Regions from separate parts of the Mus musculus genome. Here region 1 is linked to region 2. Evidence: chromatin loops called from intact Hi-C (ENCODE). Cell type or tissue: heart. All regions are shown on one strand. Links, peaks and the distances in the headings refer to the core of each region. The heading gives the core; the rest is flanking DNA. Region 1 holds the start of Olfr583 (olfactory receptor 583). Region 2 holds the start of Olfr566 (olfactory receptor 566).

What was found. Hi-C counts contacts between places; a loop is a spot of excess contacts. Peaks named below come from ENCODE experiments on the same cell type or tissue, not always from the same donor. Only the 100,000 strongest peaks of a DNase experiment are listed, where the experiment ranks them.
Region 1: a loop joins it to region 2, with 8 times the contacts of the local background. A loop is called at or near these places in 3 of 42 quality-filtered maps.

What each region holds. Positions count from the first base shown.
Region 1 is chr7:103,049,458-103,054,855 of GRCm38, forward strand. Olfr583 (olfactory receptor 583) reads left to right here and starts at 1,843. Exons shown (of 1, transcript NM_146757.1): 1 at 1,843-2,802. The coding sequence starts at 1,843. The coding sequence ends at 2,802. In heart, for the core only: no CTCF peak of the experiment used is centred there; no DNase peak of the experiment used is centred there.
Region 2 is chr7:102,854,855-102,860,252 of GRCm38, forward strand. Olfr566 (olfactory receptor 566) reads right to left here and starts at 3,911. Exons shown (of 2, transcript NM_001011536.2): 1 at 3,828-3,911; 2 at 1,467-2,448. The coding sequence starts at 2,426. The coding sequence ends at 1,467. In heart, for the core only: no CTCF peak of the experiment used is centred there; no DNase peak of the experiment used is centred there.

The sequences.
Region 1 (5,398 bases), core at 206-5,205, 190 kb after region 2:
CTTGGGATTCAGTGGTAATGCCTTACATTTTTATATATGTTGTTTGTTCTTTGTCAGTTTCCCCAGAGAGATCCACATCTTGGATATAATCCCACAGTTCAGTTCAAACTTACTAAAAGACCCACAGTTCCCAGCATGATAGCCTGTTCTGTCTCTGCTAGTAAAGACATAGAAAGTTCCTGTTTCTACAAGGCCCTGGTAAGATAGATAATGATGCTCACTGTGTTGTCTTTGTGTATGTTTATTACCTACACATAAATATTCAAACTAGCTTACAGAATTTTCAAGTAATTCTATATTCTACCATATCTTTAGAGTCCCATATAATATTATCAAACAGTTTGTAGCTGAATATTGTAATGATTACTCTCAGAGATGAAATTCATGATTTAACAACAATAGAAGAAAGCAAGAAAACATGGTAAATTCAAAGTAGGTTACATGATATTTATTAGTATAAAGCAAATTTGACTGAAAACCTTAACAGGATAGGTAATATTGTCAGTGTTTAATTTTTAGTAATCCTAGACATTAATCATGTAATTTATAATTTTAATTGAATAAATCCTAAACATGCCTGTAAAATCATCTTCCTGTCTAAATGTATCTTCTACCTTGTCCTCAAGCCAAAATTTATCTATTTGGATACTAGTGGATAAAAAAACAAAATCTACTCTTCATAATTCCCTGGGAGAATCATAAGTATTGAGTGAAAATTTCCCTGGAGTGACTTTCGATCAACCTACTTCTTGATACACCTTAGTGTCACTGAAAATGCTAAACCTCATCTTTCTGAGATCTAATTACTCTCCTGGGCTGAGCTCAATCACCTGACTTTCAAACTCTTATGTATCAACTGAATCCTATCACTCATTATCTAAAATTCATGACTACTTACAGTATCTATAATCACAGTTTATAAATTTGTTTATCCCCCTTTTGCAAAACACCTCTCCTTTTGTCACATTCTATTTCTGTAATTGTCTTAACTGCTAAGTTTCTGAAAATGAACCAAACTAGAGTACCAGCACAATTTCTCCATCTGCTCACTAATCCACCCCTGCTGATTGTCAGTTTCAGTGCAGAGAGGGCACCTGCCTTTCCCAAGGTCACAACTACTCTGACCTGCATTGGAATGTTTCCATGCTTACTAGAGTTGGGTGCTCAAGCAGTTCAGCACTGCTGTCAAACATAGGGGGTACCATGCACTCGGTTTGTTTGTTTGTTTGTTTTATAGTTCTCATAAAGCATTCAGGCATCCCATAGCTTAGAAAATGTAATCTATCCTATTAACGTTCACAATATTCTGTCTTCATTATTTTCCTTTAAATGCCAACTCTCTTCAGCTATTCACCCATAATGTGGGATCAAAGTGATTGCTTCTAGAGTTCTATGTCTGAAGAGTCACACCAGCAGGACCAATCCAGAGAAACAAAGTCTTTAAGAAGGTTTTTCCGGCTCACTTTAAGCCTAGCAAATTAAGAATTAAATGTGCTTGTTTTCTGTGTTTCTAAGATTGGAGTCTCTCACACTGGAAGATTCTTATTGTTTGCCATTTTAGAAATCACTATTTATGCACAAAATCCTGTGAAACTTAAATGTCTATAAATATGAAGATGAATATATAAGTGTATAAATTTATGTGATTAGTTTCTTGGTTTAAGAATATAAAGCTTTGTATATTCTAAATGTCTCTAATTTCAATACCTAAATTAATAAATTTTAGTTTTCTGAACAACAGAATTAATTTCCTAGAGTAGTTTTTCTAATCAGAAAATGGATTAAATATTTTTAAATAAGTACAATTTGTTACTTCTTAGGATGTGAGCATTGTGAAGGCAAATGCTACAAATGCAAGACAACACAGAATTCCTAAGCAACTTCACATCGAAATTACCAACCTTCTTGTTGACTGGCATTCCTGGCCTAGAGTCTGCTCATGGCTGGATCTCCATCCCTTTCTGTTGTCTTTATGCCACCGCCCTCTCTGGCAACAGCATGATCCTCTTCATCATTGTGACCCAGCATAGCCTGCATGAACCTATGTACTATTTCCTCTCCGTGCTCTCTGCCACTGACCTGGGTTTGACTTTTTCTACAATGTCAACCACCTTGAGAATCCTGTGGTTTCAGGCAAATGAAATCAGTCTAGATTTTTGCATTGTTCAGATGTTTTTTCTCCATGGGTTCACATGTACAGAATCTGGAGTGTTAGTGGCTATGGCTTTTGATCGTTATGTAGCGATCTACAAACCTCTTAGATATACCATGATTCTTATGAATTCTAGAATTATTCAGATAGGTTTCCTAGTGATAATGCACACTCTACTATTAACAGTTCCACTACTTCTGCTCCTTAAACCTGTCTCTTTCTGTAAAAGGAATACCCTCTCCCACTCCTACTGTTATCATCCAGATGTGATTAAGTTAGCATGTTCAGACACTCGGGCAAATAGCATCTGTGGACTGGTTGATCTCATTCTGACCACAGGGGTAGATATTCCCTGCATTGTCTTATCTTATATACTCATCATTCGCTCTGTCCTCAATATTGCTTTCTCTGAAGAAAGGCACAAGGCCTTTAGCACCTGTGTGTCCCACATTGCAGCAGTTGCAGTTTTCTACATCCCTACGTTTAGTCTGTCTCTGGTGCATCGCTATGGTCGGTCAGTGCCCAAGGTAGTCCATACAATGATGGCCAATGTTTACCTTCTTTTGCCCCCTGTGCTCAACCCCATCATCTACAGTGTGAAAACAAAGCAAATCAGAAAGGCTATTCTTAGTTTGCTCTTTGCAAAATGAACACAGAGAACTCTTACCTTTTTAAAATTCAGGTCTGATTTTCATGCTCCAAAAGCAAATGTGGTTGGAGATTTCCCCATTCGATGTTGGAGTTGTCAAGTTTTCAATTTATTTATCAAGGTTTAATGAATATTTAGACGTTTTCTGTTAAAAGTTTGCTCTGATTTGCATGAGTTGTACAGCCTAATTGGGAAATGTTAAGAGTCATGATTAAGCAATTAAATTATTGCTCAAAGTTACTGACATGTCCTGATTGTTTTGTGCTAGGTTTTCTCAAATGGTTCACAAGACATATTCTGCCTATCCTTCAAAATGGTGCAACAAAATGAGTAACTATTTACAATTAAAATGTACACTGTTGATTAAATGAAGCCCTAGAGACACCCAGGCCACATATCTAACGTGGATCAGAATTGATATTTTGGTCTATGATTCCCACATCCTAGACACCACACTCTGTGTTATGCACTCTGCTGAACGTTCCTAGGGCAGATCCTCCATGGCAAGAAATAAAGTGTGCATCACCGTGAATCCATGCCTTGGTTTTCAGTTTCATAGCTTTTTCAAAACTACTTAGCTTGTTGTACTCAGAGACAATACATGATATACATGATAAGAATAAATACACCATTGTGTTCCATAAACTTTTGAATATGTACATGAAGCATGGACATGGGCAAAAATTTAAAATAATGCATTTAATATTATTATGGCTGATAACTCAAAAGTAGAACTGTACCCAGTTTTGTTTACACTCTGAAATTTAAGGATTTCCAAGGACACATCAAAAATATTTTGGAAGGAATTCTTTAGAAGAATGTAAGGAGTTTTCAATATTGTGTGTACAATATTCATGAGGGAATATAAATTTTAAAATCATAGGCCATATCTGAAATAGGCCTTGAGATAAAGAAAACACAGAATTTCTTCTGAACTCACTGGAGTACAAATTGATTTTTAAATGCCCACTATTACATTTTGCACTGTTCTAAAGCCACAGACAAAGTAGAGACCTTTGCTCTTATGTAACCCACAGGAGAAGTAAGACAAGCTAAAGATGTAAGAGGAGAAGCTGGTAAATATAAAATTGCAGAAACTTGCTGTTATACTAGGGTATCCATATATAAAAATGAAAATAAATCCAGTTTCTGAAAAAAATTAGAAACTCAAAATAGATATTAAAGAAACAACATAAAATATGAAATGTTGAAACTGGTAGAGGAAAATACAGAGAAAACACATCAAGATAGAGGCATAAACTGTTCCAAAATAGACTCCACTGGTATTGGAAGTATTCCTAAATATTAACAAACATGATCATATGAAGTTAAGAAGCTTCTGCACAGCAAATTAAATGATTACTTTTGTTGAACTGTAAAATTATTATGAACTACATATCAGTTAGGAATTGATAAGCAGAATATATGAAGTGCAAATATTAAATGTTCTCCTCCATATCATAAGTGAGTTAATGAAGTAGACAGCTGTGAAAATTAGCACAGATGTCAAATAAATGTCTGCTAGTCTGCCATCATAGAAAGACAAATGAATACTACCTGCAGATTCCATCTTTCATCAGTCAGATGCTAACCAAGTAAACAAGCAAACAAATGCTACTTAAAATATGGGGAAAGAAGAATCTTTATGGAGCAAGTGTAACATGGTACAGCTACTATGGAAATTGGTAAGGATCATCTTCAAAGAACTACAAATGTCAGTACTACTTGATCCAGCTATATCGTCTCACTTATATCTTCTGAAAACTCTTATTACCATACTATAGATGTACTTACATGGTCATTTTTTTGCAGTACTATTCATAATAGTTAAAAATTTGTATCAGCTTAGATGTCAATCAACATATTAATTGATAAAAAGAACACGGTATGGTATATATACATGCAGTAGAACTGGCTCAGTGGTTAAGAGCACTGACTACTCTTCTGAAGGTCCTGAGTTCAAATCCCAGCAACCACATGGTGGCTCACAACCATCTGTAATGAGATCTGACGCTCTCTTCTGGTGCATCTGAAGACAACTACAGTGTACTTAGATATAATAATAAATAAATCTTTTTTTAAAGAGAGAAATGAGATTCTACCATTTGAAGGAAAATAAATGGAACTGATGATCATTGTTTTAAATAAGTAAGATTAGGAAACAGAAATAGCATGTTTTGTCTTATAGGCAGAAATAATGCATATGTAGTGAATCTGAGGATGGAGAGAGGTGTGTGATTGGGAATTGAGAGGAGTGGAAATAGGGGAACCTGAAGTTGAGATGAGTTATATAAGAGAGTAAATTTTAAAAAATATTAGAAAATAAACCTAAGTTTGGAGTTTCTTTAGGGAAAAAAGAGCTAATATAAACTGACTTTGTTTTAATATTTAGTTGTTAAAGGCATAAAAGATGTAATTTATAAGGTACTTATTATTACAATTTAATATTAAATACTTAATGATGAATCTAATGTGTACATTCAATTTATATCTACAAATATATAAAAATTTCTGAGAAAAATTGAATAGTTTAATACACTGAAATCCATTTTTTTTGAATTTCTGATGTAAATATTACATTTCTCCATGTTAACATG
Region 2 (5,398 bases), core at 292-5,291:
GCCTATGATTTTAAAATTCATATTCTCTCACGAATATTGGACACATCACACTTACATTCTTCTACAGAATTGTGTCCACAATATCTTCTTGATGCATCCTGGAAATCCTTAAATATCAGATTACAAGAAAGACTGGGTAGAGTACCACTTTTGAGCTGTCAGCCATAATACCACTAAATGCACTATTTTAATTTTTGGTCATGTTTATGTTTATTGTACAGAAGGGTGTATGTTTACTAATCCTTTAATTTCTATTACCCCATGCAAAGGAAAAAACATAGTAATATGAATATGTTGATTTTGCTTCAGATTGATAACAATAACATGCATTAAATTCTTTTTTCCTTTTTTCTTTTTTGTTTTATTATATATTTTCTTTATTTACATTTCAAATGTTATCCCCTTTTCTTGTTTCCCCTCTGAAAATCTCCTATTCCCTCTCCTTCCCCCTCCCCCTGCCCCCCAACCCATCCACTTCTGCTTCCTGGCCCTGGCATTCCCCTACACTAGGGCATAGAACCTTCACAGGACCAAGGACCTCTTCTTCTATTGATGACCATCAAGGCCATCCTCTGCTACATATGTATTAAATTCTTAATGAGTCATTGTTCATTATATAAACTATTATAAAAATTTTAATGAACCATTAAGAAATAAATCAAGAACCTCTACTCTAAGATTTCTTCTATTTTACTTGATTGTCTGTTCTAGAGCCAGAATTCCACTTCATTTATCAAACAAACAAACAAATAAACAAACAAACAAATATCCTGGATTACAAAAGCTTTCTTTTGACTATTACTTGTCTGAACCATTTATTCTTATCATGTATATCCTGTATTGTTTCTGAACACAACAAGCTAAGTAGTTTTGAAAAGGCTATGAAACTGAAAACCAAGGCGTGGATTCAAGGTGATGCACACTTTATTTCTTGCCATGGAGGATCTGCCCTGGGGACATTCAGCAGAGTGCCTAACAAAGAGCATGGTCTCTAGGATGTGGGAATCATAGATTAAAATATCAACTCTGATCCATGGTAGATGTGTGACCTGAAATCTCTAGACTCTTTTAATCAACAGTGTACATTTTAATTGTATTGTAAATAGTTACACAGTTTGCTGTGCTGTTCTGAAGGATAGGCAGAATATGCTTTGTCAGCAATTTGAGAAAATCTAGCACAAAACTTTCAGGAAATGTCAGTTACTTTGAGAAATAGTTTTATTTCTTCATCATTACAATTTACATTTCCCTGGTTAGGCTATAAAGCTCATGAAAAGCATAGCATAGCATAGCATAGCATAGCATAGCATAGCATATTTTAAACAGAAAAAAATCTAAGTATTCATTAAACCTTGCTAAATAAATTAAAAACTTGAAAACACGCACATCTAATGGGGAATCTCCAACAATGTTTTTGGAACATGAAAATCACACCAGGATTTTCAAAAGTTAAGAAAATTCTGTGTTCATTTTGCAAAGAGCAAACTAAGAATAGCCTTTCTGATTTGTTTTGTTTTCACACTGTAGATGATGGGGTTGAGCACAGGGGGTAGAAGAAGGTAAACATTGGCCATCATTGTATGGACTACCTTGGGTGCTGACCGACCATATCGATGTACCAGAGACAGGCTAAACATTGGGATGTAGAAAACTGCAACTGCTCCAATGTGGGACACACAGGTGCTGAAGGTCTTGTGCCTTTCTTCAGAGGAGGCGATACTGAGGACAGAGCGAATGATCAGTATATAAGATAAGACAATGCATGGAGTATCTATCCCTGTGGTCAGAATGAGATCAACTAGTCCACAGATGCTATTGGCTCGAGTGTCTGAACATGCTAACTTAATCACATCTGGATGATAACAGTAGGAGTGGGAGAGGGTATTCCTTTTACAGAAAGAGACAGGTTTAAGGAGCAGAAGCAGTGGGACTATTAATAACAGAGCACGCATTATCACTAGGAAACCCATCTGAATGATTCTAGAATTAGTAAGAATCATGGTATATCTAAGAGGGTTGCAGATCGCTACATAACGATCAAAAGCCATAGCCACTAGCACTCCAGATTCTATAAATGTGAATCCATGGAGAAAAAACATCTGAACAATGCAAAAATCTAGACTGATTTCATTTGCCTGAAACCACAGGATTCTCAAGGTAGTTGACATTGTAGAAAAAGTCAAACCCAGGTCAGTGGCAGAGAGCACAGAGAGGAAATAGTACATAGGTTCATGCAGACTATGCTGGGTCACAATGATGAAGAGGATCATGCTGTTGCCAGAGAGGGCAGTGGCATAAAGACAACAGAAAGGGATGGAGATCCAGCTGTGAGCAGACTCTAGGCCAGGAATGCCAGTCAACAAGAAGGTTGGTAATTGCGATGTGAAGTTGCTTAGGAATTCTGTGTTGTCCTGCATATGTAGCATTTGCCTGTCCAGTGCTCACATCCTAAGAAGTAACAAATTATACAGTTATAGAAAGTATTTAGACAATTTTCTGATTAGAAAAAATACTCTAGGAAATAAATTCTGTTGTGTAGAAAACTAAAATTTATTACGTTAGTAATTATAATTAGATATTTAGAATAGTTTTTTTACTGTTAAACCAAGTAAATATTTTTCACATAAATGTGCATATATATTTATTTTTATATTTCTAGAATTTTAAGTTTCACCAGATTATGTGAATAAATAGTCATTTCTAAGAATGCAAAAAAAATAGGAATGTTTTAATGTGGGAGAGTCACTGGAACACAGGAAAACAAGCATAAATTTATTTTTAATAAGTCAGGTTTAAAGTGATCAATAGAAGCCTACTTAAAGATGTCCAGGCATTTGGAATGGACCTTCAGGTGTGACTCTCTAGACATAGCTTTCTAGGAATATTCTTTTAAATCCCACAGAACAGGTGAACAGCCAAGGAGAGTAGGTTATTAAAAGAAAATAATGAAGACAAAGTATTTTGGAAGTTTAGGAGAACCTGAATGGTTTGTGAGAGCCACGAAAGAGGAGACACCCTGGTAACCTCCTGTGTATATGTTGTTAACAATGCTGAAGTGCTTGAGCAGCCACCTCTACTAAACACTGAAACAATCAAAAGGAGTTCAGAGTAGTTGTTGATTGTGGGAAAGGCAGGTGCCCTCGCCGACACTGAAAGTGCCAATCACTGGGTGTGTATTAGGGAGTGGATGGGGAAATTGTGGTGGTTCTATCGTTTGTTTCATTTTCAGAAACTTAGCAGCTAAGGAAAAGACAGAGATAGAGTGTGACTAATCTAGGCTATAAGAGGTATGGGGGTGTTTTGAAATGGGAAGAATTTAGATAAATACACTAATTTATGAACTGTGATTATAGATACAGTAATAGTCATGAGTTTTAGATAATGACTGAGAGGATTTAGTTGATATTTAAATGTTTGAAAGCATCATGTGATTGAGCTCAGCACAGGAGAGTAATTAGTTCTCAGAAAGAAGAGGTGAAACATTTTTTATCGACACTAGGTAAAATATTAAATAGTAGGAATATTCCTTACCCTGTTAAAGTTTTTCAGTCAAATTTAGCAAGAATTTCCTTTATGCTAATAGATATCTTCTAATGTGTTTTTAATTAACCATTTTTCATGCTATTTTCGTTTTTTTGTTACATCTTAAATTTCATGAGTTTCAATCCTATCTGAGAGGAACTAGAGCTACAAACTGCTATTATATGGATTCCAATATAAGATATACTAAATGATTACCAGAATTTTTTATAAACCTATTTGAATACTTATGTGTAGGTAAAAAACATATACAAAGACAGCACAGTGAGCATCATTATCTATCTTACCAGGGCCTTGTGGAAACAGGAACTTTCTATGTCTTTGCTAGCAGAGACAGAACAGGCTATCATGCTGGGACCTACGGACTTTTTAGTAAGTTTGAACTGAACTGTGGGATTATATGCAAGATGTGAATTTCTCTGGGGAAATTGGCAAAGAACAAGCAACATATTTTAAAATGTAGGGTGTCACCATTAAATCCCAAAAGGTTTTAAGCTAATAACTCAAATAAACAGCAGTCCCCCAGAGTCTTGAATGATAAACAAAGGAAACTGAAGAATTCATACACAGTTTGCTCTCCATAGTGATGTGCTGTTTCTTATGCAGTCTGTCACACTCCCTGTGAGTTCTTATGAGTATTGTTGGGTCTACAAAACATCATCATCACCTCTGGATGAACAATATTTCCACACTTCTGTGATGATCTCAGAGTCTTGTGGGAAAGAATGCTATCAAGATGTCCCATTTATGACTTCGTACTCTGTAATCTCTTATTCTCTGAATGTTGACAAATTTTGGGTTTCTTTTAATTTCAGTCTAATGCAAGAATTGATGGATGCCCTAACCTATGAGTATAGTGATAATGATTAGCAGTCATTTTAATACTATGCCCACTAGCAGAATAATAGTCCTAGGGTTCTACCCTAGGTCCTATAGCATATCTAGCCAAGGTTCCTGGCCCCAGTAACGCTGCCAGGTATGAGTTTTATTAGTGGAGAGGCCTTACATACGATCAGAAATCAGTCACTTATCAGTAACATTGAACCACTATTGCATCAGTGGGCATAACTTGTCAAGGTATCATTGTTGCTCATAACGTGTACAGAAGAGTAAGATTGTGTCTAGAATCTTTTAGTTCAATGAAAGCTAGCCAGTAGGAATAAAGTATTAAGATCAGCACTCATTGATTGATTTCTATGTTTCCTGACTCAGATATGTGGTGTCTTCAGCAATAGAGTGTGATAGATGATAAGTATAAAAAACTGTGGAGCACAATATGGTACTTTAATACCTGTATACAAGGTGTGAGATCAAGGCCTTGTGTATACTTTACCCATCTCAGACATTTCTCACGTTGTGTAAAACTTCTATTTATTTTGATGTTTTGTGTTTTTTATTAAAGAATAAGAATAAAATAGAAGAGTCACTGACTGAGGGCAAATTGTGACCATTAATTCATTCATATCTTCATGCTTTTAAGCTGTACATACACTTATGAACAAAAGCACCCAGTTCACAAAGATATACAAATTATAAAGCAAATATATATAACAAATAAAAACAATTGTGGAATTATGCCCTTGAGGGACAGTTTTTCTCTTAGAAAGTTAAAGGCACAATAGGCCCCAATACAACAGTGCCTTACTGTCCAGCCTCTAGGCCTTCACTTACTGTTAGCCATATAATTAAAAAATTATTTATAAACATTTCCTCAAGTCTGTTTCCTGGGCAAATTGTTGCTACAATGCCTTGTTGGCAAATCTCAACTGATCTTGGGATGGAGATAGGACCTGATTGACTTGTTCATTTTATATGTTATCCTAAGGGAAGAATGAGAAAGAAATGAACACTCTAGCTC